Regions from separate parts of the Homo sapiens genome. Here region 1 is linked to region 2. The links are chromatin loops, found by intact Hi-C in ENCODE. Cell type or tissue: gastrocnemius medialis. All regions are shown on one strand. Region 1 overlaps GTF3C5 (general transcription factor IIIC subunit 5). Region 2 has its middle 16 kb from the start of GBGT1.

What was found. Hi-C counts contacts between places; a loop is a spot of excess contacts. Peaks named below come from ENCODE experiments on the same cell type or tissue, not always from the same donor. Only the 100,000 strongest peaks of a DNase experiment are listed, where the experiment ranks them.
Region 1: it touches region 2 in a loop (2.7-fold over the local background); 5 of 110 quality-filtered maps call a loop at or near these places.

Annotation. Positions count from the first base shown.
Region 1 is chr9:133,039,305-133,043,304 of GRCh38, reverse strand. GTF3C5 (general transcription factor IIIC subunit 5) reads right to left here. Exons shown (of 11, transcript NM_012087.4): 2 at 999-1,218. Among named protein-coding and RNA genes, the nearest start is that of GTF3C5, 10 kb to the right of the region's middle. In gastrocnemius medialis, a CTCF peak has its summit at 2,239 (motif pointing left); a DNase peak (open chromatin) is centred at 2,204; H3K27ac peaks cover 766 bases.
Region 2 is chr9:133,178,151-133,182,150 of GRCh38, reverse strand. No RefSeq gene overlaps it. Among named protein-coding and RNA genes, the nearest start is that of GBGT1, 16 kb to the right of the region's middle. In gastrocnemius medialis, a CTCF peak has its summit at 2,050 (motif pointing right); a DNase peak (open chromatin) is centred at 2,050.

The DNA.
Region 1 (4,000 bases), 140 kb after region 2:
AGAGCAGCAAGATGCTGGTTCAATTCGATGAAAAATATGAGGTGTTATGTTTTATGAATCACTTGGGAAACCTTGTCCCAAAAGAACAGCCCTCTTTGGTGAATGCCATGACCCACCAGAATGACTGCCATTAAAAATGCCCAACCCATGGGACCCCAGGTCCTGCTTCTCCTTCATTTCACTTTCTTCTTCCCCTCTTTTCTTTCTAGTCCTCTTTGCCCTTCTCAATCTTTATACTCTTCAGATTCTGCCTAGAACTGCAGATGTAACTTAGCCATCTCTAAGCCTTGTTAGTAATATGCCAGGCACCTCCTGTGGGCCAGAGGCTGGCCCATTCACAAGCATTGCCTCCCGGAATCTTCACGAGGGCCTAAGGAACGCAGGCTCTGTAGCCCGCACTGCACAGACAAGGACACTGAGGCTCAGGGAAGCCAAGCCACCTCCCAAAGAAACTGGCAGGGCTCAGGCAGGCACAATGCCAGAGTCTGTCTTTCTCACCCGTCTCCCTCCCTTGCTTTATTGCTTCCTCACTGGGGTTCCTGGTAGGTGGGAAACCTGATTGAGGGCTCCACGAGGGACGTTCAACCTGCTGAGAGTTCAGAGGAGGAGGAGGTCCCAAGGGGCTTCGGGAGCTAGGAGGGCAAGACCAACAGCAGCCGAGACAAGAGAAGGTTCAAAACACTGTGGTGGGGGAAAGACTGGAGGTCTACTGACCAGTTTTATTTGGTCCCACACAATGGTTTCATTAAAAATTAGGAGATTTCTAGCTTAAGAATGCTGAAGATTGGGCAGCAATGAACCTGCAGTCTCTGGGGAACTGTTGGCTGGAGGGAAGAAAGGCTGCCTCCTGGATGGGGCCTGTGCCCTGCTGTGTCCCCACAGCCCCTGGGCATATCCTGGCCCCCTCCACTGGTGCAGATGACCCACACAGCTCCTGCAGGCAGCTAGGATGGCCAGCCCTGAAATAACCAGACATTGCAAGAGCAGATTTCAGTTACCCTGAAATTTGTAAATGGTGGAGATGATGCCAAGGATCTCCATGTCAAATGTGACCTCGGAGTGGGCCTCAGTGCCCAGCACCCCTTTCTGCCGCCTCGTTCTCTTCCTGATGCGGAGCAGCAGGCTGCTGGTACTGAAGCGGTTGGCGCACACTGGGTGGCAGTATGGGTCCTTGGGCCGGAAGTACAGCTCCAGCCTCTTGGTGGGGTCTGCGTAGATCTGTGGCAAGGCCAAAGGAGACAGAGTGAAGCAATGACAAGCCAAGCAGCCAGTGGGGAGCTGCTCCTCTCTCAATAAAAGCCTGACGGTGATCCAGGAAAGGCCAGGAGGCTCATGTTTCATTCTGGGCCCTTAATTCCCAAAAGGCCCATTTTTTAAACCCATGTATCTTAGTTTTTATCTGGTGGAAAAAATGAGAATCGTCTCCTTCCTTCTAAGTAAATGCCATCATCCATCAAGTGCCTGCTCGGTGTGGGGCATTAGTTGGTCCTTCTGGCAACACTTGAGGGGAGATACTATCACCCTTATCTTTGTAGGGACCAGCCCCACAGGGTCGGTGGGTTTTTCTCCCTGTGTGTGGAGACGAGACTGCAGAAATAAAGACACAAGACAAAGACATAAAAGAAAAGACAGCTGGGCCCGGGGGACCACTACCACCAAAATGCGGGGACCGGTAGTGGCCCCAAATGTCTGGCTGCACTGTTATTTACTGGATACAAAGCAAAAGGGGCAGGGTAAAGAGTGTGAGTCATCTCCAATGATAGGTAAGGTCACGTGGGTTATGTGTCCACTGGACAGGGGGCCCTTACCTGCCTGGCAGCCGAGGCAGACAGAGAGGGAGAGAGAGAGACAGCTTATGCCATTACTTCTGCATATCAGAGACTTTTAGTACTTTCACTAATTTACTACTGCTATCTAAAAGGCAGAGCCAGGCGTACAGGACGGAACATGAAGGTGGACTAGGAGCGTGACCACTGAAGCACAGCATCACAGGGAGACAGTCCCCCGGATAACTGCGGGCAGGTCTGACTGATGTCAGGCCCTCCACAAGAGGTGGAGGAGTAGAGTCTTCTCCAAACTCCCCCAGGGAAAGGGAGACTCCCTTTGCAGGTCTGCTAAGTAGCGGGTGTTTTTCCTTGACACTGATGCTACCGCTAGACCATGGTCCGCTTGGCAAGAGGCGTCTTCCCAGACACTGGCGTTACTGCTAGACCAAGGAGCCCTCTGGTGGCCCAGTCTGGGCATAACAGAAGGCTCGCACTCTTGTCTTCTGGTCACTTCTCACCATGTCCCCTCAGCTCCTATCTCTGTATGACCTGGTTTTTCTTAGGTTATGATTATAGAGCGAGGATTATTATAATATTGGAATAAAGAGTAATTCCTACAAACTAATGATTAATGATATTCATATATAATCATGTCTATGATCTAGATCTAGTATAACTTGTTGTTTTATGTATTTTATTATACTGGAACAGCTCATGCCCTCGGTCTCTTGCCTCAGCACCTGGGTGGCTTGCCACCCACAATCTTGGAGGTAACTCAGGCTTGGTGCGGGGTGGAGTGGCTTGTCTAGGGTTACCTACTCTAACAACTACCCACCATAAAGGGTCTTGGTATTTAGTCTCATATGCAAATGTTTCGAGGTCCAAATGAGATTAAATCAATCAGTAACAACCATTTGGGCTCTGACTTGCTGTTACCTCTAGCTTTCCAAGCACATGAAACTGAATACCAACACTCTTTTTGGTCCCTCTCCTTAAAAACCCCAAGAATAGCATCTATGTCATACGACTGTTATGATTAAATATCTATAAAGCACAGCTCCTGGTGCCTAACTCATGGTAGACATTCAATATGTGCCACGTACATATGAATGAATACTTGCCCAATGCTGGGTCACAACGAGCACTGGATGTGTGCATATGAAAGCACCAACAACGTGAACTGGGACAAGGTCACCTACGTGCTAGTGAGCTGGTTCCCAACACCCAGGACAGGGTCTGTCCCTTAGGAAGTGATCAGGAACTATCTCGGGAGAGAATGAAGAAGACTTGGTTCTCAGGAATCTCCTCCTCATAAAACACACACCTCTGAGTCCCGATGGGGCGGGAATGAACCCAAACGTAGGCCTGGCACAGGGGAGGTGCTCAAGAAACATGAGAAGAGTGAATGAGTAAGGAAGGTCCCTTCCCAAAGTGCTCACACTGTAATAATCCCTGAGGTTAGCGAGAGTAAGGATTCTGTCAAAGCCATAAATCAAGAGAATAATATAAAAGAAGAAAACGTGATTAACTGGGGCTCTACTGGCAGCCCGTGCTTAATGAATTCAGGGCTTTTCCATATTCATAAAGGATGAGGAAGCAGCAGGTAAAAGTTCAGACTCTAGAGCAAAGCATGAGTTCAAATCCCCTTGTACCATGTAGATGTCTGACCTAAACTTTCTTGTGTCTTTATCTGAAAAATGTGAATAAAAATGGCATCTAACTCACTAGATTGCTGTGAAGACTCAATCGTGCATTTGACAAGTATTTACAGAACTAGGCACTGTTATGGATGTTAGGAACAGAGAACTGGGCCAGGCATGGTGGCTCATTTAGCAAGATCCCGGCAGATTCATATGCATGTATTCCAGCCCTTTGGGAAGCCAAGGCAGGCGGATCGCTTGAGCCCAGGAGTTCGAGACCATCCTGGACAACTTAGGGAGACCACGTCTCTACAAAAAATACCAAAAACTAGCTGGGCGTGGTGGTGCATGCCTATAGTCCCAGCTACCTGGCAGGGTGAGGTGAGAAGATCACCCGAGCCTAGGAGGTTGAGGTTGCAGTGAGCCATAATTGCTCTACTGCACTCCAGCCTTGGTGACAGAATGAAACCCTGTCTCAAAAAATAAAAAAATAAAAATAAAGAAGTACAGAAGTGAACAAAAGAAGTCCCCACTCTCATGGAGTTGACAGTCTTAGGGTCAAGAGGACGAGAGACAGTAAATTTTTTTTTCCTT
Region 2 (4,000 bases):
CCTACTCCAAGGCTGGAACCAGCTCAGATGCAACCCTCTCAATCCAAGGAGTCTGGGACTCCACATTCTGGGACTCCAGCTAATTTTATGCATAAAAATTATGGGCCCAGAACTTGTGCATTTTTAGAAAAATGGGTTAACCTAACTAAAGAAAACTTAGAATTAAGATGGCTGCAATGGGGAAGTTTTAATTTGGATAAAATTGTTTATTTATGAGGCATATTAGAAAAGGGGGAATGAAAAACCCCATAAAACAGTGGGATGTGTATTCTTTTATTGGTATGCAGAAGCCCCTAAAAGAGTAAATGAATCAAAAATTGACTCCTTAAAAGATTCTTTGCAAAAAGCAAACGAAAAGCTTAAGCAACAAACTAACGACATGATGAAAGAGGACTGTACTGTGACTGACCTCATCCTGACTGTTCCTTCTCTTTATCCTTCTCTACCTACATACTCTGAGTCCACTAACCTTTTTGCTAAATTACCCTTTCAGGCCAGGCTTGGTGGCTCATGCCTATAATCCCAGCACTTTGGGAGGCCGAGGTGGGTGGATCACCTGAGATCAGGAGTTTGAGACCAGCCTGGCCAATATGGTGAAACCTCGTCTCTACTAAAAATACAAAATTAGCTGGGCGTGGTGCTGCGTGCCTGTAATCCCAGCCACTCGGGAGGCTGAGGCAGGAGAATTGCTTGAACCCAGGAGGCAGAGGTTGCAGTGAGCCGAGATCATACCACTGCACTCCAGCTTGGGTGACAGAGTGAGACCCTGTCTCAAAAAAATAAAAAATAAAAAATATGTATATATTACCCTTTCACCCTGAAGACGATTAAAAAAATAATAATAAGTTAGACAGGCACCTTACAAAGTGAGACTTTCTGATCAGTCATGCCTGCCTGCTGTAACTACTTTCACTCCATGGTCTAAAACTGAGCTTAGAGCCATTGTGAGGGACTTGCCTGATCCAAGAGAAAATCCTCAAAAATTTACTGAGGAATTTAGAATCCTCATAGGAGCTTATGATCCAGGACTTCCTGACCTTCACTAATGTATTCCCGTGATATTGGGGCCTGGTAAAGCTCGGAAATGGACGGCAGCAGCAGAATGGGGCAAACCTGAGGAGGATGTTAAAGACCCCTCCAAAAGCTCCTCACAAGAAGGACCAAAAGTCGCTGGAAAAATTGCTGAAAACCTTTTAAATTCAATTCCTAAAATTTTTCCGCAAAAAATGGACTGGTCCATCATACAATCTTGTAAACATAACAAAAAAAAAGATTTCAGTTTCAGATTACAGAACTCACTTAGAAATGCTGTTTGTGAAACATTCTGGGATCCAAGTACAACAAGAAGTATTTCCTGCAAGGACTGAAACGGCATTAAGTGCTCTATTTGTAAATGGACTCCATCCCGAACTCAGCAATTTAATTAAAATACATGAGTTGGGATAGGAAGTTACAGATATGACTAAATTGTTGGCCTTAGCTGGACATTTTGAGAGGACTCTAGAGCAAGAAAAAACTCAAAAGGCTAACAAGCTTATGGCCCTTCAGCTATAACAGTTACAGGGACCGGGACCCAAGGGATTAATCATTTTATGTATTTATTTAGAGACGGAGTTTCACTCTGTCACCCAGGCTGGAGTGCAGTGGTGAGATCTCGGCTCACTGCAACCTCCACCTCCCACGTTCAAGCGATTCTCATGCCTCAGCCTCCCAGGTAGCTGGGATTACAGGTGCGTGCCACCGTGCCCGGCTAATTTTTGCATTTTTAGTAGAGACAGCTTTTCACCATGTTGGCCAGGCTGGTCTCGAACTCCTGACCTCAAAAGATCCGCCCGCCTTGGCCTCCCAAATTGCTGGGATTACAGGCGTGAGCCACTGCGCTCTGCCTCCTTCTCATTTTAAATCACAATCAGGAGGTCCTAGAACAAGAAGTTCTTTGCCCCAAGATGTCTGCCTGTATTGCAAACAACCAGGGCACTGGAAAAGGGATTGTCCGCTTTTCTATCAGTCCACCAATGAGCCTCCCTTTCGGCCAAACTGTTTCACCACTAGAGGGAGCCCAAGAGACCTTAGGCCTCCTGATAATAATCAACCTTGATGAGGTTCCAAGGGATTCTCCAGTAGATTGCTCTCCGTGCCTTTAAATCAACGTGGAGAAACAGGTTAAAATAAATGGGGAGTTGTGTACAGTCCTCGGGGATATGGGGGCTACTCTATCTACCATAAACCCCACTTTAATAAGCCAACAAATCCCTTGGAGTAAAAAGGTCATTTCTGTGGTGGGGGTTTCAAATCAAGTTTAAGAGGTTCCCGTATCTGAACCAATCCAATTAGCTTTGGGCCCCTTTTCAGAAAAACACTTTTTTACTATGTTATACTGCTCCAGTAAACTTGTTAGGGCGAGATTTGCTTTCAAAGCTAAAAGGGCACATAAAATTTTTCTCAGGAGAAATAACCTTAGAGTTTCCTGATTCTCCTGGACTAGAATTGTTATGCTGTCTACAGACAGAAATCTATAAGATTGAAACTCAGGCCTGTAATACCCCTGATCTTTCAAAAATATCTAAATGTTTTTGGGCCTCTTCCCCAACTGATATGGTAAGAATTAAAAGTTTGGAACCTATAAAAGTACAAAGAGATCGTTCTAAACCTTTGCCTAAATTACCCCAATATCCTCTAAAACCTGAAGCAATTCAAGGGCTGTCACCAATTGTAGAGGATTTCATTAAACAAGGACTCATAATCCCGTGCACCAGCCCTTGTAACAGTCCAGTACTACCAGTTAAAAAACCAAATGGACAAGGCTGGAGATTTGTTTAAGATTTACGGGCATTTAATAAAATTGTAATACCAAGATTCCTGTAGTTCCAAATCCTGATACTTTATTATCTAATGTACCAATTAGTTCCAAGTGGTCCACAGTAATAGATCTCTGCTTAGCCTTCTTTAGCATTCCAGTTCATAAAGAAAGTTTGGTGGCTCACGCCTGTAATCCCAGCACTTTGGAAGGCCGAGGCAGGTGAATCACCTGAGGCCAGGAGCTCAAGACAGCCTGACCAACATGGTGAAACCCCCATCTCTACTAAAAATACAAAAAGTAGTCAGGCATGGTGGCGGGCACCTGTAAGTAATCCCAGCTACTCAGGAGGCTGAGACAGGAGAATCGCTTGAACCCAGGAGGCAGAGGTTGCAATGAGCCAAGACCATGCCATTGCATTCCAGCCTGGGCGACAGCAGCGAAACTCTGTCTCCAAAGAAAAAAAAAAGTCAATACTTGTTTGCCTTTACTTGGAAAAATAGGCAATACACCTGGGCTGTAAAGCCACTAGGGTTTACCAAAGCCACTTCATATTTTTCCCAGGCATTGCATCAGGACTTAATAACACTACAATTTCCTCAAAATTGTACTCTCATTCAGTATGTAGATGACTTATTGTTCTCCCACTAAGGAGTGCTCTGAAATTGACTCAGTTTACCTTTTACAACAACTTGCATATAAAGATCACAAGGCTTAAATGGAAAAACTTCAGTTTTCAAAAGAAAAATTCCACTATTTGGGACATGACTTGACTGCCAAAGGGATTTCCTCTCACCTGGGAGGATAAAAACTGTTCAAAGTTTTCCTTGACCTGAAACCAAAAGACAATTAAGAGGATTTCTTGGACTTACAGGATATTGCAGATCCTGGGTTCCAAATTTTTCCTTAATAGGTTCGCCATTGTATGAACTCACTAAAAATGCTGTACCAGAGCCTTTACCTTGGGAAGATAGTCATGAGCAGGCTTTTAGCCAAATGAAGTTGGCCTTACAACAGCCCCCAGCTTTAGGACTTCCAAATTACCCTAAGCCTTTCACCTTGTTTGTTCATGAGTGTGACAATCAGGCATTAGGAGTCCTTACACAAGAACGTGGTGCTAAACATAGGTCCATTGCATACGATAGCCTGCAATTAGGCCCAGACTCTAAGGCATATTCTAACTGTTTAAAAGCAGTAGCAGCA